Linked DNA regions of Homo sapiens: region 2 is linked to region 1. Evidence: read pairs that join two places in POLR2A ChIA-PET (ENCODE). Cell type or tissue: Panc1. All regions are shown on one strand. Links, peaks and the distances in the headings refer to the core of each region. The heading gives the core; the rest is flanking DNA.

Region 1 (10,428 bases), core at 1,756-6,755:
ATTCTCCTGCCTCAGCCTCCCGAGTAGCTGGGGGCTACAGGCATGCACCACCACACCTGGCTAATTTTTGTATTTTTTCAGTAGAGACGCGGTTTTGCCATGTTGGCCAGGCTGCTCTCAAACTCCCGACCTCAGGTGATCCGCACTCACTGGGCCTCCCAAAGTGCTGGGATTACAGGTGTGAGCCACCGCGCCCAGCCCAAGCCTGATGTATTTGTTTAGGGACAGTGCTTCTGCGAGGCTCCTGTTGTTCACTGCTCAGTTTGCACGATTGCAGTTTACTGTGGTGAACTGGTATCAGCCATGGAGTTGCACTTGGGCTATACCTGGCAACTCAAGTTTTGTTTCTAAACCAGTTAAACTTTCGGATAACAGAACAAAGTTCCACAGAAATCAAGATGCCTTAGAACTTGGGCTGTCATTTCTTCACTTGTTTATGTTGAAGAAACAAGCTGCGTTTTGGCATGTTTTATAATGAGAGCAGCAGAACACATGAGAGCTGTGCCCGTCAACACCAGGAGTACGCAGGGCCCACAGGGTGTGTCGGGAGCTGCTCCAAATAACATCAACAAAAAACAGCAGAGTGGACATGTTTGTGACAGCTCACTGTGACTCACTAATCGCATAGTCTGACATACTTCTTTTATCTTCCTTATTAAAAAAAAAAAAAAAGGCACCATCTCATGCTTTTAGTCTTCAGCGAAAGGCTATGCTACCTGAAGTGTTGTTAGTGTTTTGAGACCTGTGAGGTGGAATCATGTAGCAGGGCTGCCCTTGGCACTGGGGAGGAACAGTGTGCTCCTGAGGTTGTGCCAGCTGAAGCCTTCGCTTCTTAATTCAGCTCCTTCAAAATATTATGGCCTTCGGCGGATGCTTGATTTTGTTTGGCTCTGCTGTGAGTTTATTTTTATTATTAAACATGTGCTCTGTATTTTCCTTCAAGTAAAACCAAACTAATTTTCTTGTTACAAACACCACCACCAATACCACAAAAATACTGAACAGTAAACGAATGCATTAAACAAATCCGGAAAATCAAGAATAAGGACCATTGCACATCAAGACTAAAATTCTGGATGTTTCATTCCTCCAAGTTCTCATATTAACTATTACCATCTCAGTCAATATTCACACAGAGAAGCTTAGGATGAAGAACAGCTCTGACTTAGCCTCACCTCTGGACTGCTTTTCATAGTCAGTCTTGTTTTAACCCTTTACACTTCTTTCTGGCAGTCGTTTTTTTTTTTTTTTTTTTCCCGAGACAGAGTCTCACCCTGTCACCCAGGCTGGAGTGCAGTGGCACGATCTCGGCTCACTGCAACCTCCACCTCCTGGGTTCAGGTGAGTCTCCTCCCTCAGCCTCCTGAGCAGCTGAGACTACAGGCGCATGTCACCACACCAGGCTAATTTTTTGTATTTTTAGTAGCGATGGGGTTTCACCGTGTTAGCCAGGATGGTCTCAATCTCCTGACCTCGTGATCCGCCCACCTCCCAAAGTGCTGGGATTGTAGGCATGAGCCACTGCGCCAACCCAGTCATTTTTATCTCTATAAGTAAAACGTTTCATACAGCTGCATACTTTTCTTTCTTAAATTCAACTTCCTTTTGAATAGGTGAGATAAAATTTTTCGAGGTAGGTCAGGGTCAGGGCACTCAGGTCTCTGAACACCAGTCTGAATGCTGGACTCAAACTCTATGCCATAAGAAGTGGGGAACTCTTCAAGGATTCAGAGCAGAAAAATAACAGGAACACATTTTTGCAGATCTATTTCAGCATTTTCACCCTTGGGGTAAGAAATACTGAGTAAACTTGTTTGAAACTTCAGTGTGTAGCAGGCAAGTTAGAGATGTAAGGTTGACTTGGACACTACAGCTGCTAACCTGTTGACATTCTTGCTTTGCCAGTGTAGCTTTGAACTTTTCCATTTCTGGCCCTAATCATGTAGAACTCCTGCCCGGTAACTTCAAGTGTGGTTACTGTTCAGATCCACATTCAGAATGTTTCATTTTCCCAAGTCCAAAGGGTGACTTCAGTGTGTTTAAGATTTTCCTTCCTGGTACTCTGTCAATCCCCACAGGATCTAGAGATGAAACATACGAGGTGGAGCTGAGCTCCCATGTAGATTCTTGTCAAGAGGCCTATTTTTCTGCAGTTGAGCTGTTCTTGGCTGGAATCCATCTTTCCCCCTGTGGAAGAATGACAGGCAAAGATTTATCCTTTCATTAATACCATTCCTCCATAAAGAAAAATACAGCATGAATGCACACACTGCCTTGGGCTACTGACTCAGGTGGTTACTTTCTCTGGTATTTGGTTTCCTACATAGTTTTCGTTTCTTACTACCTCTTGAGTGTGTTTGGTTTAAGAGAAGGGCTTTTAAGGGGGAAAGTGGGTTGGAGTGGGTAATAGGTGGCGTCTTCACAGAATTTCCCTGTAGGTTCTGTAGCTCTCCACACAGGTTCAAACAGCAGTTCTACCCCTCCAAAGTGGGCAACTTTAGCTTTACCATTTCCCAGCCCATCCCCACTTCACTCAAAAAATGTTTTCAAATATAACCTTTTTTAAAAACATGATACATGTGATTTCATAAAGTAACATACTTCATTCATTCCTTCTTCATATAACCATTATTTCCCAGTAAACAAGGAAGCAACATAGGCTAGGCTCAGTGGCTTACCCCTGTAATCCCAGCACTTAGGGAGGCTGAGGTGGGAGGATGGCGTGAGGCCTTCCTGGGAAACATAGGGAAACCCTGTCTCTACAAAATATTTAAATATTAACTGGGTGTAGTGGTGCATAGCTATAGTCCCTGCTACTCAGGAGGCCGAGGTGGGAGGATTGCTTGAGCCCAGGAGGTCAAGGGTGCAGTGAGCCATGATCACACCATTGTACTCCAGCCTGGGTAATGGAGTGAGACCCTGCAGGTCTCAACATAAGACTTCAGTGTGATTCCAAATGTTCATTCTCATGGGCTGTGGCTGCTGTGGAGCCCTTTTTCTCCGCACCATACTGCTTCCTCATGCAGCTCCCCATGTTGTCACTGAACTGCCATCGGGGAAGTGTGTGTGACCCTTGGACATGGCAGATTCCATGCTGAAGGCCTTGGAAATCATTGGAGGAAAACAAGCTTCCTTTCTTCCCATCTCTGTGTTGAGGCAGTACCAGAATGCACAGGGGCCTCAGAGACTTATTTGTCCTAGAAGAATTAGGAGAAAATGAAGAAGCAAAGAGGGTGGTTTTGTAAAGGACAGTAATGCCTAGCCATTGGGACCCATCAGAATCTCCTGGGGTGGTGCTTTCAGAAAATATTAGTGTTGGGTCCACCCCAAACCTGTGAAATCGAACGGGAGGAATACAGGCATGGCCTGTTGCCAAGCTTCCCAGCTGACTTGGATCAGCACCCCGGGTTTAGGCACGAGGGTTTTGGTCCTGTGGGGGTGACCCTGACCCTCACAGAGCTCATTTGGGATTAAGCTTAGACACCCTCTCAGTGGGGCAAAATTGATAATGCATCAGTAGAGCGAGTAGCTTCAGGGACCCTAAAGTAAACTCTTGACCAGTGTAAGACTCAATTTTAAGAGGAAGAAGAACAGATGCAAAATGGATCTTCCTTGGTAAAAACCAGTTGTATACCTGTGTAATTTTTTTCAGTGACATTAAAAGTGAACATTTTGTTAGTGACGTTCTGCAGGTTAAAGTTCTTAAATCTATCTTGTTGCTTAGTCTAGGTCTCACACGGGACTTCACCTTGCTTTCCCCGAGGTTTGTTCTGGGTTGAATTATTTTCCTTTTGGCTCTGATTGCATTGGCCTTGCAATAAACCTTCCTTTTCCAAGACCTGAAATGAAACCCCAGAGCACGTCTTCTCTGGGCACCGGATGCAGTGCCCAGCGCCGCCTCAGCTGACAACGTTTACCTCAGTGTGTGTTCGTTTGTTTTTCCGCAGTTTGCCATAGAAAAGCTGAGGGAACTGGAATGCTGGAAACAAGAGCTCCAGGATGAGGCCTACACCCTTATAGATTTTTTCTGTGAAGACAAAAAAACCATGAAACTGGATGAATGCTTTCAGATATTTAGAGATTTCTGTACCAAATTCAACAAAGCAGTTAAGGTACATCTGGCAGCATCTGTGTCTTGGGGTTGTTTGGATTTTTATTTTCCTTCTTCTCGACCTAGTCATCTGCTCACCACAGAAAGGCACTTTGCATCTCCACGGTTTCGGGGACATCTGGCCCAGGTGGTATTGCCAGGCTCTCGGCTGGGATTGCTGGAAAGTGGCTCTGCCATCCCAGCCCCGAGGGCTTGCATAGCATCAGGGGGAGGCATTTGACTGCCTCTGCTACTTTGGTGCACAGGCTCCCTGACACTCACATTAATGCCTTGAGAGCATTTTGTTAGTAAAGTTCCTCCATGATGGCTGTCATACCATTTAAAAGTCTCTTGAAGATCCTGAATGTCTTTCTCTCCCGCTCCCAGAAGAGAACGTCCTCTTCCAGGGAGACTTCTGTTGTGGTGGGATGATGGAACGGCCCTCCCTTTCCCTTCTTCCAAGCTCTGCTGCCGTCACTGTGGGATTGGCACCAGGGCAACCATGTGGTCCTCCCCAGAGCGGTCTTCCAGATTCCCAAATAACCACAAAGCCTGCTGCCATACTGAGCAAGACAGCTACCTTTCTTGCCCTTCAACCACCAATTCCAGTCATCTCTGGGTTTAATGTAGAAGCCAGAAAACTCTCTGGGTTGCTTGGCTTTCAAGTAAAACTTTAATTCATCAATTGAAAGCAAACCGGCCACTCACATCCCTTCATTTCGGGTGGTGTTGAGGAAGCAAAGCTCGTGAGTCATCTCTCCCCCTCCAGTTGGAATGCAGCTTAGTCCATAGCTGAATTTCTTTGAGGGATTGGTCAGATTTCTCTCAAGCCCAGAATTGCTTTGTGTTCTCGACCCCTCCTTTCTCTATCCAGTTAAGAGAAGGAGGCTCAGCCTGTGGCCACGTTTGCACTCCTCTGGCCAAGAAGTGAGCTCAGCTGTGGGAGGCAGTGGTGGGTGTCAAGGCCAAGTTGGCTCTTAATGAGGCCCTCACTCCCAGGAATTCCATAGGCCTGTGAGGCCACCTGTGTGATGCTCTCAGCCCCACTGTCCAAAGAGCCAGGCACCGGCCCCACCACCACCACAGGCAATCTTTAAAGAAGGCCCGAGAGACTTGGGGACGAGGTGGGAGGCTGAGGCCAGAGCTGCAGGCGGAGCCAAGAGTCCCCGGCTAGAGCCCCACAGAAACTTGGAAGGGAAAGGCCATCATTGGAGGAAATTGATTGTCAAGTAAAACTGCTAACAATAACACATTTGGGCTGTGAGATCCACATATTTCCATGACACAAATCTATTTAAAGTGCATGGCCAGGTGGTAGAGTGTGCTTTGGTATGTGAGCTTGCTCTGGTGCAGTTTCGATGGGAAGGGCTGGGTTCTCTGGAGCAGGGTGAAGGTTGAAAGATTTGTAAAGCACACCTCCTCCTCTTCCTCTTCTCTGATTGTGGGAACAGGCTAGGACGTGAGAGGCAGAGCCATGTGCTGCAGGCTGCAGCTGGCAGAGCCACCATGCCACGTGTGGTGTTGCTTTACCAAGGAGCAGTCAGGGAACAGAGCTGAACAGAGCATCTCTTAATATTGTGGCTATACATTAATACATCCAAATCACTGTTAAGTAGAATGTGCTACACATGAATGTGTGTAGGACAGATCCATGCTGCACAGAAGTACAATTTGAGGCTCGCTCTTTAAATACCCACAGTATTTTTCTCAGCTATTGCCTATATAGCCCTTTCCTGGAAGTCCTCTGTGTCTTATACTGCTCAGAAACAGAGTTGGCTTTCCTTGGAGTTGAGGTCGCATGCTTATGTGGAATGGCAGCCTCCACTGAGCAGTGCCTTGGCTGGAAAGCTGGAAGTTGGGCCCAAGGATCGGATAAAAACTGTAGACAGATTGTTGGGCCAGGTCTACAGCACTCACCCCTTCTGCTCAGATCCCTAGTAGCTTTGAAGAGCCTCACCCTCCCTCTACACACACACACATGCGTACACACACACACATGCATGTGCACACACACAGCCTCTTTCTCAGTGTAAGACATGACCCTGAGCTCCCCTCCATGCCTGTATCTTTCTTTGGCTCTTAGCGTAGGTGGCTCTGGAACTGCACATTGGTCCCACATGTCTCATGCATCTTCGGGCTTCTCTCCATCCCTCAGGACAACCACGACCGGGAGGCGCAGGAGCTGAGGCAGCTGCAGAGGCTGAAGGAGCAGGAGCAGAAGCAGCGCTCCTGGGCAACTGGGGAGCTGGGGGCATTTGGCCGGAGCAGCAGTGAGAATGATGTGGAGCTGCTGACCAAGAAGGGTGCAGAGGGCCTGCTCCCTTTCCTGCACCCCAGGCCCATCAGCCCCTCCAGCCCCTCCTACCGGCCCCCGAACACCCGCCGCTCCCGCCTCTCCCTGGGTCCCTCTGCTGACCGGGAGCTGCTGACCTTCTTGGAGAGCTCCACCGGCAGCCCTGAGGAGCCCAATAAGTTCCACAGCCTGCCCCGGAGCAGCCCCCGGCAGGCCCGGCCCACGATAGCCTGCCTGGAGCCTGCAGAAGTGAGGCACCAGGACTCCAGCTTTGCACACAAACCTCAGGCCTCGGGGGGCCAGGAGGAGGCCCCCAACCCACCCTCAGCACAGGCGCACCAGCTTGCAGCCGCCCAGCCTGAGAACCATGCCTCTGCCTTCCCCAGAGCTCGGCGCCAGGGCGTCAGTGTCCTCCGAAAGAGGTACAGTGAGCCGGTGAGCCTGGGCTCAGCACAGTCCCCTCCTCTCTCGCCATTGGCTCTGGGAATTAAGGAGCATGAGCTGGTGACAGGGCTGGCCCAGTTCAACCTCCAGGGTTCCCAGGGCATGGAGGAGACCTCCCAGCTGACTCTGAGTGACTTCAGCCCGATGGAGCTAGAGTCTGTGGGGCATAGGGGCCCGCAGTCCCTCAGTGCCAGCAGCAGCAGCCTGACACCCATGGGCAGAGATGCCCTGGGGAGTCTCAGCCCAGCGCTGGAGGATGGCAAGGCTGCCCCCGATGAGCCTGGAAGTGCAGCTTTGGGATCTGTGGGTAGCAGCGACCCTGAGAACAAAGATCCTAGACCTCTGTTCTGCATCTCGGACACCACCGACTGCTCACTGACCCTGGACTGCTCAGAGGGAACCGACTCCAGACCCAGAGGCGGGGACCCGGAGGAAGGCGGGGAAGGGGATGGCTCCATGTCCTCTGGGGTTGGAGAAATGGGGGACAGCCAAGTCTCCTCCAACCCTACATCCAGCCCCCCTGGGGAGGCTCCTGCCCCCGTCTCTGTGGATAGTGAGCCCAGCTGCAAGGGCGGCCTGCCCAGGGACAAACCCACCAAAAGGAAAGATGTTGTAGCACCAAAGAGAGGCTCCCTGAAAGAGGCGTCTCCCGGGGCCTCCAAGCCCGGGAGCGCCCGGCGGAGCCAGGGGGCAGTGGCCAAGTCTGTGCGGACCCTGACCGCCTCAGAGAACGAGAGCATGCGCAAGGTCATGCCCATCACCAAGTCCAGCAGAGGCGCCGGCTGGAGGCGACCAGAGCTGTCATCCCGGGGGCCCTCCCAGAATCCCCCCAGCAGCACAGATACTGTGTGGTCACGCCAGAACTCCGTGCGGAGGGCCTCCACAGGCGCCGAAGAGCAGAGGCTGCCGCGGGGGAGCAGCGGCTCCAGCAGCACCCGTCCGGGGAGGGACGTTCCCCTGCAGCCCAGGGGTTCTTTCAAGAAGCCCAGTGCCAAACCACTCAGGAACCTCCCCAGACAGAAGCCTGAGGAAAATAAGACCTGCCGCGCCCACTCCGAGGGCCCTGAGAGTCCCAAAGAAGAGCCCAAGACCCCGTCAGTGCCCAGCGTCCCCCACGAACTACCCCGTGTCCCGAGCTTTGCCCGGAACACAGTGGCCTCCTCCTCTCGAAGCATGAGAACAGATCTTCCTCCCGTGGCCAAAGCCCCCGGCATCACTCGGACAGTGTCGCAGCGGCAGCTGAGGGTGAAAGGGGACCCCGAGGATGCCGCTCCCAAGGACAGCAGCACTTTGAGGCGAGCCAGCAGTGCCCGGGCCCCCAAGAAGCGCCCAGAGTCTGCGGAGGGTCCCAGTGCCAACACGGAGGCCCCTCTGAAGGCCAGAGGGGCTGGGGAAAGGGCCTCCCTCCGTCGGAAGGACTCCAGTCGGACCACGCTGGGGAGAATCCTCAATCCCTTACGGAAGTGATGGGTGCCTGTCCTCTCCTGCCTCCTGGGATTCAGACGGTGAAGACTGACTTCTGGGACGAGGATGGGGAAAGAGGCAGCATGTCTTTGTTACAGATAAAGCAGCCACTGGTGCCACTGCTAGTGACGCTGTTGGGATGGCACAGTCCAGGAGGCCTGTGGACTGCAGCCTGCTGTGCTGAGCCCTGCTGCAGTCCAGCGTCCAGATGGATGCACGTTCACTACTGTGACGGCCGCACCTCCCCCATGCACCCCACCCTCCCCCAAAGCCCGGATCCCGAGAAAGATTTAGTAGGAGTGTAAAGTGACATTCTTATGAAACAAGTCAAAAAAGTTTTTTTCAGGCCAGTTTTTATATATCAAAGACTTTCTTTTTAATATAAAAATTAGCTAGGTGCAGTGGTTCATGCCTGTAATCCAGCACTTTGGGAGGCTAAGATGAGTGGATTGCTTGAGCCTAGGAGTTCGAGACCAGCCTAGGCAACATGGAGAAACCCCGTCTCTATCAGAAATACAAAATTTAGCCGAGTGTGGTGGCACATGCCTGTGGCCCCAGCCACTCTGAACGCTGAGATGGGAAGGTCACTTGAGCCCAGGACCCCACCACTGCACTCCAGCCTGGATGACAGAGTGAGACCTTGTCTCAAACAAAACAAAACAAAAATGAAATGTTCTAGTTTTGGTTCCTTTTGCAGAGTGAAATGCCTCCCAGGAAAAAAATACATATGTATTTTTTTGCGACAGGGTCGTGCTCTTGTCTCCCAGACTGGACTGCAGTGGCACAATCATAGCTCACTGCAGCTTTGACCTCCCAGACCCAAGTGATCCTCCCACCTCAGCCTCCCTCAGAGCTGGGACTACAGGCGTGCACCACCACGCCTGGTTAATTGTTTTTTTTTAATTTATCTTTTGTAGAGATGGGATCTCACTATGTTGCTCAGGCTGATCTCGAGCTCCTGGGCTCAAGTGATCCTCCCACCTCAGCCTCCCAAAGTGCTGGGATTACAGGTGTGAGCCACCACACTTGGCCAGTATATCCTCAGTATGAAGATATTTTTATCTTCCTGTGTTCTCTGGCTTCAGAGTTTCACCTGCCCACACAGGGTCCGTTGCTGGCAACTGGACTTCCCCATAAGCCTTGGGTATCCTGTGATGGGCTGTGTCTCCCTGAAGATTGTCTGGCTTGCCCACTTCTCCGTGCATGACTCTGGGTGTGAGTCTGTCTAGGAACAGGAGGGAAAGTTGGACTCAGACAGAAATCAGATGCTTCCATGTATTCAGGGCGCGCATTGTGAGCAGTGGAGTATGAGCCTTGAGGGCCTCATGGTTGCAGGGCAGGCTTCCCTGCAGATGGGTGGCAGCCCCTGGTAGAATGCTGGATTTCTCTGGAATCTAGAAGTGCCATATTTTAGTGGAAAGGCATCAGGGCTGTTTGACAGTGTGCGTCTTTCCAATCCCATGTTCCTCCATTCGTGTGTCTGTTATAAAACTGAGTGAAGGCTGCTATGACCTGTGTTCACTCTGGTTACAGGGAGGTGCAAACCATTCTGTCTCCCAGCCTTTCTTCTCTCTTTGTGTGCTCCCAGCACTTCCTTCTTTTCTAACATGGCCTGGAGAGAGTCTCTCTCTCCTTGTCTCTGTCTCTTAATAATAGTTTTTAACGTGGACATCTCTTCCTTGGTACAGTGGTTTTTAAATACTGAGAAGAACCAAGTCAGGTTTTTTAAAGCAGACTAAAAGCATGAAATTGCTTTCAGAAGAATGTATATCATCGGGAAAAGTTCGGGGGCAGAGTGGGGGAATCAGGCTTTATTCAAAAGAAACAGTTGAAAACATGGGACTTTTTCTACCCAATGCCCATTTCACGACTCCTCTGAGACTAATTGGGAAACGGGGAAATTCTTGGAATTTTTTTTTTAAGAAACTTTTTTGTGTTTTTTTTAATTTTAGGTCACTTATTAGTGAAACCTCATTTTAGATCTGACATTGGTAGATAGATGGATTTAGGCAAATATGATGCGTTTGTGGGGAATCCACGTGGTTGACGTTAGAACCTCCCTTCTGCAGACTGTTGCCTGTCATCTAAGCGAATTGGAAATGCTGAGCTTCCATAAGTCAGCTGAGTTTTAAAGGTA
Region 2 (10,428 bases), core at 2,098-7,097, 180 kb after region 1:
TCACAACATTGCATTCATTCCAGCCTGGGCGATGAGTGAGACTCTGTCTCAAAAAAAAAAAAAAGAAAGAAAAAGAAAAAGAAATAACCGTGAACCCCAAAATCATGTCAAGTGAAACTGTATATCAGAACAAAACCAAAATGAAGACATTATCAAACCAAAGCTGAGATAATTCAGTAATAAAACACTCTATGAATCTTCCCAGGGATGTACTTTAAGGAAAAGGAGAATGATCCCAGAAGGACATTCTGAGAAGCAAAAAGGAATGATGAGAAATATAGGTAAAAACTGTGTACAAATATAAGCAATGTTGCATTTATAAAATATTAATAATAGTGGGCTGGGCACTTTGGGAGGCCAAGGTGAGAATTGCTTGAGCTCAGGAGTTCGAGACCCACTTGGCAACATAGCAAGACCTCTTCTCTATTAAAAATTTAAAAAATTAGCTGGGAGTGGGGGCATGTGCCTGTGGTCCCAACTACTCAAGAGGCTGAGGTGGGAGGATCACTTGAGCCCAGGAGGTGGAGGCTGCTATGAGCTGTGATCTCGCCACTGCACTGTAGCCTGGGCAACACAGTGAGATCCTGTCAGAAGAAGAAAGACAAAGACAAAGGAGAAGAATAAAAAGAAGGTCTAATTGAAGGGTCAAAAATGTGCAATGTAGAACTAAAATCCTGGAAAAAAAAAAAGCCTACAAATTAGGATAAACACATTTGCCAAAATGAGCACATTCTTCCATGTGCCAGGTCCTGTGCTGAGTATTCTTCAGGCATTATCTCACTTAATCCTTCCAACCATGCTGAGTAACGTGCTATTATTAATCCCATTTTTCAAATGAGAACACACAGGAAGTAGCAGCTGAGATTTAAAGCCAGATCTATCCGACTTTTGGGGGGGTTGTTTGTTTATTTTTTAGAGAGTCTCACTCTGCCACTTAGGCTGGAATGCAGTGATGCAGTCAAAGCTCATTGCAGCCTCAATCTGTTAGGCTCAAGGGATCTTCCCATCTTAGTCTCCCGAGTAGCTGGAACTACAGGCACCCACCACCACACCCAGCTAATTTTTTATTTTTGGTAGGACAAGATCTCCCTGTGTTGTCCAGGCTGGTCTCAACCTCCTGGCCTCAAGCAATCCTCCCACCTCAGCCCTGCAAAGTGCTGGGATTACAAGCATGAGCCACTGCACCTGGCCTCTGACTTTGAATCTACCATCTTAACCACTCTACCACACTGCTCTCCATGGAAATGTTTGTCATGGAAAATATAGGGGTCAAAGCAGGAGCATTGATTGAGGCCAGGAGTTCAAGACCAGCCTGGGCAACATAGCGAGACCTTGTCTCTAAAATAAATAAAATAGAAAATAAAATGAAATAGAAAATATTGCCAGGCATGGTGGCTCATGCCTGTAATCCCAGCACTTTGGGATGCCAAGGCGAGAGGATTGCTTGAGCCCAGGAGTTTGAGGCCAACCTGGGCAACATGGCAAGACCCTGTCTCTACAAAAAAAAAATTTGTTAAATTAGTCAAGCATGGTGGTACACACCTGTAGTCCCAGCTACTCAGAGAGGCTGAGGCAGAAGGATTACTTGAGCCCAGGAGATCAAGGCTTCAGTGAGCCATGTTTGTATCACTGCACTGCAACCTGGGGGGCAGAGTAAGAAAAAAAAAAAGAAAAAAGAAAAAGATGAAAGGAAAAAGAAAAAAAATTGGCAAGTATAAAGCCAAGAATTCCCTCAAATCATCATAGTCGTAAGTATACACACATATAATTTTGAAAAAGATTGGAATCACAACTATCTACTGTTTTGAATCTCACTTAATATTATCAGTTAATATAATATTCTGAATATAATCGTCCTGCTCTTAATTATCCTTTAGAAAGACATTTTTCAATGACTGCATTCTTAGTATCTTTTAACTGACTTCTACAATGTTCATTGTTAATTTTTGTTAAAAGTGAAGATGATCTGTTTAGAATTTTCTGTTTTCTCAAACATGAAATGTATTAGGAGATGCCTATGTAGGGATGTCTATTCTATTGCTGGGTATACATATTTCTGCTTTAGGGATCTCCATTTGCAAATAAACATGTGTGTCACATGTTTACAAAATTTGTGCTTCAAAGCAGATTCAGGATACAGCATGTGAATTTTCAAAACAGAAATTAGGCTAGGCACAGGCTCACACCTGTAATCTCAGCATTTTGGGAGGCTGAGATGGGTGGATCACTTGAGGTCAGGAGTTCGAGACAGGCCTGGCCAACATGGTGAAACTCCGACTCTTCTAAAAATACAAAAATTAGCTGGGCTTGGTGGTGAGCACCAGCTACTTGAGAAGCTGAGGCAGGAGAATGGCTTGAACCTGGGAGGCAGAGGTTGCAGTGAGCCAGAATCACACCTCTGCACTCCAGCCTGGGTGACAGAGTGAGACTCCATCTCAAAATAATAAATAAATAAACAAAATTTAAAAACAGAAATTAGATGATTTTTCTCTTTCTTTTTTTTTGAGTTGGAGTCTCGCTCTTGTCGCCAGGCTGGAGTGCAGTGGTGCGATCTTGTCTTACTGCAATCTCTGCCTCCCAGATTCAAGCGATTCCCTTGCCTCAGCCTCCCGAGTAGCTGGGACTACATGCGCATACCACCACACCTGGCTAATTTTTTTTTTTGTATTGTAGTAGAGACAGGGTTTCACCATGTTGGCCAGTATGGTCTTGATCTCCTGACCTCATGATCCGCCCGCCTCAGCCTCCCAAAGTGCTGGGATTACACGCATGATTTTTCTTAACAAAAAGGTTTTTTTGCTTTATGAAGAAATTTTCTTGTGTGTTTTATTTTGCATAAACCGTTTCCCTAGAATATGGAAATATCACTTGCTTTGTGAAAATTGGATGCATGTGAAACTTTTCAGAAATGAATTTATGACTTTTTAAAGGATGCATTTGTATGTACATATTTCAGTCTCAACCCAGAGATTAATATAATCATATTACCATAATGTGTATAGTAAAATCTCATTAATTCAAACATGCCACTGATCTTTAACTTTTAATAGCTCAAATACGGAATACATAATTGATCATAGGATAAACCAGTACGGGGCATGTGTAATTTTTTTTATATACAATCTTCTTATGCCTTAGATGCAAGCTCATTAACTTGTTTCATTTTACCTTTTAGCGCCTATTTGTGGTGTGATTAGTATGATATGTCTGTAACCAAAAGTAACAAGATAGAGGTCAGGCAGTGGCTCACACCTGTAATAGCTGTACTTGAGAAGGTCAAGGTGGGCGGATCACTTGAGGCCAGGAGCTCAAGACCAGCCTGGCCAACATGGTGAAACCCTATCGCTACTAAAAATACAAAAATTAGCCTGGCTTGGTGGCTCACGCCTGTATTCCCAGCTATTCGGGAAGCTGAGACTCGAGAATCACCTGAACCCAGGAGGCGGAGGTTGCAGTGAGCAAAGATGGCACCACTGCACTCCAGCCTGGGCAATAGAGTGAAGCTGTGTCTCAACAAACAAACAAACAACAACAAAACCAAAACAAAAGGAACCAGGTGGCATGTGAACATTTAAATGTTTAATAAATATGCATAGTCTCATCTACACTTCCTCTTTTCTCCATAGAAACCGACTGAAATCATGAGTGAAATTTCATAAGCATCATGGCCTGATGATGCAAGACTGTATTTGAAACAATTCTTGAATTTCTGTGCACGAGATCATCTATAGCCAAATATTATTCCCATGAAGTCTCACCTCTGTTTCATACATCTTTATGGGCTTCTCCTCACTCCTACCTGGAGCCAGCTAGTGCTCTGTCAGTGCAAAATAACTGTTTAAATAGTATCTTAAGGAAAATAAATAGAGAAAAGGAAATAAGCCGAAGGGAATGATGGAATTCATTCTAAAGCCAGGTATTAACTCACTGGTAGGGAAGGGCGAGCGACGCAGTCCCTCGCCTGCGATAGCCACTGACCCCACTCAGGCTCGCGCGGCCCCTCTTCCATTCCCCCAAATCACTGCCGTCTTATTCCTGCCCAACCACCCTCGTCAATCTCTTTGAATCTGTGATTTAAAACAGGCATTCATGGACATTCTTCTTAGAAGGCCTAGTGCTAAGTCGCAGTTGTCAAGGGAACCGCGTGTCTGGAGGGAGAACAGGCTCTCCGGAGTTTCCCGGGAAACCACCCCCCGCAGAGGCAGGTGCGGCTGGCTGGGCCTCGCGGGGAAGGGCTCTCTGGGCGGAGTCGGGGCACTCGGGGCCTGGGGCGTGGTCGCCGGGCTGCCGTGCGCTCGGGATCAGTCTTTTTATACATATATATATGTGTGTATATATATATATATATATATACACACATATATATATGTTATAAAATTCTAACTTCGGTGGAGTACTTTACTTTGATATTCCACTTGCAAAACAGAACCACTGATTCCTTCCTGCTTGACAAGATTGAGTCGCTATCAAGGAGCTGCCCGTGCTTTGGAAATGGTCCAAATCGACGAGGAACTGCCAAGGAGCCCCCTCAGACAGTAAGGTTCTGTTGGCCAGGGTCCTGGGGACAGACACGAGTGTTGGTGCGCGCGACTGAAACGGGAGCAGAGCAGTTGAATGAGCTTCTTACGCTTTGCATGGTGCGCAGAATATCCCACCGATACCCAGAAATCCAGTAGAAATAGGGACGAGTGTTGCTGCGAAAGAGCCTTTTGCATTTGAAATGCATGTTAGGTTAACTGGAAAGGCGCCTGCCTCTTGTTTTGTTTCAGAAATACTGTTGGGAAAAGGATCCGATTTCTGCTCGGAGTGAAGGAAGTGGTCTCTGGAGAATTCCTAGGTCAAGGCTGGCATTTGCACCTTTTCATGGTCTTTCCCTGCACAGTCACTTCAGCGGCGGCGTCGCTGGGGCTGAGGCCGGGTGACTGCGGCTAGGCATGCGGATTTAGTTCCCCGCCTGTCATCTTTGTGGCTCCTTGTGGGGGAGGGGCGGGCGGTCTGACACAGTTATTAAACCTGGCAGCTGCGCTGGCGGCACTGAGGAGCATTTTGAGTGAGCTTGCAGAAAATGAGGGGCTTTCAGCTGGTCGCCTGCTTGTCACCTCTCGCTGCCTGAAAGGCAGCTCTCAGAGCCCTTTCCTGTCCTTCTAATTACAGCGGCGGGGGCAGTGCGCGCTTCGGGACGCAATTGGAAACGTGAGTATCTGTGTCCCCCGCGCTGCTGGCAGGCGGCTAGGCGCTTAAAGCTTCCAGACCGGTGGCGGGGACGGAAAGGCAGGGATAGGAGAGGCGGGCGCGCGTGCGGCGGGGCTGCGGGAGGGCCCCGAGACGCGCGTCGCCACGCCTCGTCTGGAGGTGGTGCGCGCTGGCGAGGAGGCGACAGCCCGGAAGGCTGCAGACGGGGGCGTTGAGTGCAGGGTTGCCAGCGCCGGGCTTGGAACCGCCCTATGCTTTGGGGATCCACACACAAAGGAAATAACCTTGGCCTAGGCAGCCAGGGCAGGCAGCCCCGTCCCGCCCCCGATCTTTCCGGCCCTTTTTGAAGATGGAGAGAAGGCGCGTTTTACGGTTGGCTCGAAACGAGATGAGGCCAGTGTTCCAGCCCGTGGGGACCTTTGTGCGCTGCGCAGTGGCGGCTGCGGCCGGTCCTGCAGGGACACGGGCGTGGCGGCGTCTCAGGGAGCGGCGCGCATCGCTGAGTCCGGGCCCCGGAGGGGGCGCGTCTGGGTTTCTTTGAGATCTCAGCGCCTTTGGGATTTCAGAGCCCTGCAGGCCTCAGTCTCTCGCCGCGCCCAGAACTCGTTTCTTCCTTCTCTTCGCACAAGGGGTTTAAGAGGGCAGACATGAAGTGAAAAGACCTCAATTCCCTCCTTTCTCCCCAAAATATGAGTGTGGGGGGTGTGGTTTTTTTTCCTTACTATAGATTGCTAAAAGGAATCTTGAAGTTCAACTCAGTTTTATATTTAATTCCAGACAAGGTTTTAATTTTACAGAGCTGGCATCATGCAAGGGTGTGTGTCTCTGTCGTTTACACATTTCTTAAAGAAACTCGGCCCTTCCCTAAAGGTTCCGAGGAGCGTTTCACAGAGTCACGTGGTTTCAGAACGTCCTGTTTAATGTTTCAAGTGCATTTCTGTGTTGATTTGGCTGAGGCCCAAATATGTGATACAGAGGCAGGCGGACCTGAAGTCTAACTACTGCAGTCTCTGAGGCTCAGGTTTCTTGATGTGGTGTCTGGCCTCCACGGTCAGGGGCTGATAGCCAATGGAAGACCTCACCTTCCCCAGAGGGGCTTACCAGAGCCAGGACCCTGTGTTGGGAGTGTGAGCAATGAACAGTGAACAACTACTTAAACTTTCCAGGTCTCCGTTTCCTCATCCATATAATGGGTGTAACAGGATAATATCAGATATCCATCAAAGTAATATCTAACTCCTAGCCTAAGAGATAGGCTACGATTTCTGCGTGTCTTCCATCTCCCACCAAGCAGCTTTTCTTTTAACCTGACATTGGAGGATTGGCTTAATGAGAGCAAGTAGAAAAGACAGAAAGACTACAAAGTGGAAAAATTAAAATATAATAATCCTCAGAAAAGTAGTAATCAGTATAGCTTAGAATTTGCCTAAAAATACACTAACCAATTGCTTGTACACACATGGTGTCCATATGGACACATATGGTCTCTTTAATTTTATTTATCAGGTTATGGCCCTGGGGAAAGATTGATGTCTGTCTGCCTCAAAAATAATGCTTGACATTTGGTGCTTAAATTTGCCCCAAATTGGCCAGGCACAGTGGCTCACGCCTGTATTCCCAGCACTTTGGGAGGCCGAGGCAGGCGGATTACCTGAGGTCAGGAGTTCAAGACCAGCCTGGCCAAAATGGTGAAACTCCGTCTCTACTGAAAATACAAAAAATAGCCAGGCGTAATGGTGGGCACCTGTAATCCCAGCTACTAGAGAGGCTGAGGCAGGGGAATTGTTTGAACCCAGGAGGCAGAGGTTGCAGTGAGCCGAGATCACACCATTGCACTCCAGCCTGGGCAACAGGGTGAGACTCCGTCTCAAAAAAAAAGAAAGAAAGAAAAAATGTGTCCCAAATTTTGGTTTTCCATCTCAGAGTGGGGTTTCTCAGATTTTTGCACATGAGTTTCTTGTTAATAAAAACCAGATGATGATTAAGTAGAAGTGTTGTTAAAAGAAATAAATGTGATTCTGAAATATTACATATGACATATCAAAACTAGAAATAAATACTTCTACTGAATTCTACTCTAGTAAAATAATGGTTAGGGTATTGTTCTTAATTTTGTCCACTGTACTTTAAAAAGAATATGCAGAAATTGGAGGGAAGGGGTTCAGAATGGGGAAATCAAATAATGAGGTGGAAAGAGGAGAGACTAAAAGAACCGAGGCTGTTTTAGGGAGAGAAGGTGGAGTGGCGACTTCGTTACTGTCAAATGTGTGAGGGGCTGAGAAGGATGGAGTAAGAGAAAACCAGATTTTGATTGGATATAATGAAAAACTTACAAAATGGCGAAAAAGTAAAATTAACCACCAAGAGGCGTCTAGAAGTGAACAATTTATCATCTGCCGTTCATGGCCCCAGCCCAGCCATTCTTTACCCTAGCTGCAGGCTAGAATCACCTGGGGACTTAAAAACTCCTCTGAACCTGGATCCTTCCCCAGACTCCAAGATTCTGACTTAACTGGTATAAGCCCAGGTATGGATATGTTCTAGGAGCTCCCTAGGCAAAACACTAGGTAGAGAAACGTTGGTCCATGCCTAAGAGGACAAAGTCTACCACTGCAGGGCCAGGCAGGGAGCATAGATATCCAAGGAGGGCCAGGACCTGCTGGGGTTCACTTGCTGAGGAGGCAGCTGTGAGCCACACTCAATGTTCTCCAGATCTTCTGATTTGCCAAGGGAAGCTGGAATTTTTGGTTTTTACATTTGTGAATATGACATCTCCAGATCTTTAGAGGTTGGCAACTAATTAAGGGTAAAGCATTTTAAAATGTTTCGTGCTTGCTGAACAAAACACCCCAGCCGAAGCTGGCCCCTCATCCAGATAGGCAACTGCAACCAGACTTTTGCCTTCTTTGTGGGTAACGGGTGTGAATGGGAGCTCTCCCGGGGCCTCTTCTAGCTTCAGTTTTATGATTTGATGCTTTCTTTTTAACCTGAAGAAACATCTCTTGGCCTCAGTCTTTTTAAAGGCATGTCATGTCTTCCTGGCCGAGTGTCTACCCCTCCATAGATCTCTCTGGATTGTTTGAATAAAGGAACGTTTCTAGTTCCCTAATCTTACCCTGGCTGTAAATTAAGGAGGCTGCCCCCTGGAGATTCTGAGACAGTGAGAATTCTAACCATTCTTAACCACGCCTGCCACCTCCCCCACATCCGCCACTCACAGCTCCCTTGCTCCCTCCACTGGTGATGTAGATGGGGTGAGTGGGGTTCAGGAGGCCTGGGAAGTGTCCTGAAGCTGCCTCCTGGTGCCCCATCTCTTGCAGGGGAGGGGAGGAGTATGGATTGATCATATATATAAGCTTATAAGCAGCACCATTGTTGAAGTATGATTCTTACAAATGAGACTCTAAAATTCCCAGTTCACTCATCTCTTGAATTTCCCTCTAGCCTCTCTAAGCCACACAAGCCACGGAGTATAGTATGTCTCCATCACCAAAGAGGAGCAATCGACACCTCTCTGCATAGACAAGACTATCTTGACCAGAGGTACAACAAATCCAGGCGGACTAGCACTGAGAGTTGACTGGATTCTCCCTGCCTCTCCCCTGTGGGTTAGGGCTGTTGTACTTTGGATGGTGGGGCCAGGTGGTGAAGTAACAGGAAGGCAGATCACCTGCCTCTCTAGCATTCCCCGCCCCTGCCTGCCCACCCTGCTGTAGTGCTAAGACCAGGGTGACACCTCTCTTCTTTCCCAATGATGAGGCACTGACAGCCTTCCAGGGTGGCAGAGAGACCTGTGTGTGCAAGGTGGCAGAGATGTGGCGCAGAAGAGATGGGCACTTACTCCAGTGCTGATACACAGAAGCCAGCTTTGTTCAAAACAGTGTTGTTTAGCAAGGTTGCACTGTATATAAATTAAATCAACATCCTTAAGCAGCTGCCTGTTTTCAGTTCCCACAGGCTAAGCAGGCAAAACCAGAGCGACTATGAGCAGGTGTCAGGTTCCCCTCCAAAGGTCACAAAAAAAGAAAAACCCCAAAGCCATGGCCATGCTGTCTCCAGTCCTTTTGCCAGCCTCTTGGTTCTCCAAAGTCAAATCTTTGGCTTGTGGTCCAAAGATTTCACTATCAATGAGAAGGTAAGGGGAGTTTTGAAGTTAGAATGTGTAAATGGCCCAGGGAAAAGGAAAGGAAGTAAGATCCAGCTGTTTGGTTGGATTCTGGTTGTCAAACACAGAAATATGTTTCTTGGAGGAGCAGAAGCCACATCAGCCCCAATTTTGAGTTGCCAAAACCATAGGCTCGGGCTGAGATGCTCTACCCTGGCATAATCTCTCTCCCTCTCTCTTAGTGACTGCGTAAAAAATGTGGTTGATTCTTTTCCTGGAATCATAGATTAGCACATTCCACTGCATTACCCTCTGCCCCCAGCTAGACCAGATCCTGAGGAGCAGGGGATGAATAGTGGGGTGCTCTGACACCCATTTAACAGTCTCACAGTGCCTTGCTTCGAGCCACTAAGCAGCCTCAAAGCTGTGCCCCAAAATGGGCTGCACACAAGGTTCTTCCTACGTGCTCCTTTCAGGCATGAGACCAACCTTGGGGATCAGTATTCCTGTCCTCTTTTCCAGGGCAGTGGTTAAATACCATCCACTGCTTTGCACTGGCACCTGGAATGTCAGGCTCTGACTATTTCTGGCTTGATAATGACAGGTTCCCTATGGAGAATTTTGGCCTATGAGCTTGTCAGCCAGGGTTTACACAGTCAGTTTGTGTTTTTTCTTGAGGTAGTTTACCCGGTTGCCTCTCTATTCTAGAGCTTTCCTGTTGGCTCTTTCTTTTTGACAAATTGACTACTTAACGGAAGATCTACTTAAGTGTGTCCAGGGACAGAGAGAGAAGGTAAAACCCCAGTCTATTGCTTTGAACCTTGTTGTGGTGGTAGCAGAAAAATCAACGAAGGGGAAATTTCATACTGTTGGCTAAAATGCAACTATTCAATTCATCCCTGTCCTGATCAATAATTCTTATTATATGAAATTAGTAAGAATATTAGGAAAGCTCAATTATGCAATCCTATGAACTATAATTGGTTTGTAAAAACAATTTCATTGGAAATTTTATTTAAAGTAGATTATTTTGATCATTGTATAGTGGCAAATCAAAAAGTAAATTCTCCTCCTAAGGTATAGTGATATGTAATGGGCAACAAAAATGCAGGAAACTTTAAATCTGTTAA

The links. ChIA-PET counts read pairs that join two places held together with the same protein. Peaks named below come from ENCODE experiments on the same cell type or tissue, not always from the same donor. Only the 100,000 strongest peaks of a DNase experiment are listed, where the experiment ranks them.
Region 2: POLR2A ChIA-PET joins it to region 1 with 24 read pairs; 2 of 35 experiments call an interaction of 5 or more read pairs at or near these places.

The regions. Positions count from the first base shown.
Region 1 is chr4:152,968,430-152,978,857 of GRCh38, forward strand. FHDC1 (FH2 domain containing 1) reads left to right here. Exons shown (of 12, transcript NM_001371116.1): 11 at 3,948-4,112; 12 at 6,246-10,428. The coding sequence ends at 8,294. Among named protein-coding and RNA genes, the nearest start is that of FHDC1, 37 kb to the left of the region's middle. RefSeq lists enhancers at 3,339-4,538, 4,627-5,147, 5,148-5,667. In Panc1, for the core only: no CTCF peak of the experiment used is centred there; no DNase peak of the experiment used is centred there.
Region 2 is chr4:153,148,078-153,158,505 of GRCh38, forward strand. It overlaps a transcript of TRIM2 not described here. Among named protein-coding and RNA genes, the nearest start is that of TRIM2, 51 kb to the right of the region's middle. RefSeq lists a silencer at 5,287-5,376. In Panc1, for the core only: no CTCF peak of the experiment used is centred there; no DNase peak of the experiment used is centred there; H3K4me3 peaks cover 1,721 bases; H3K27ac peaks cover 923 bases.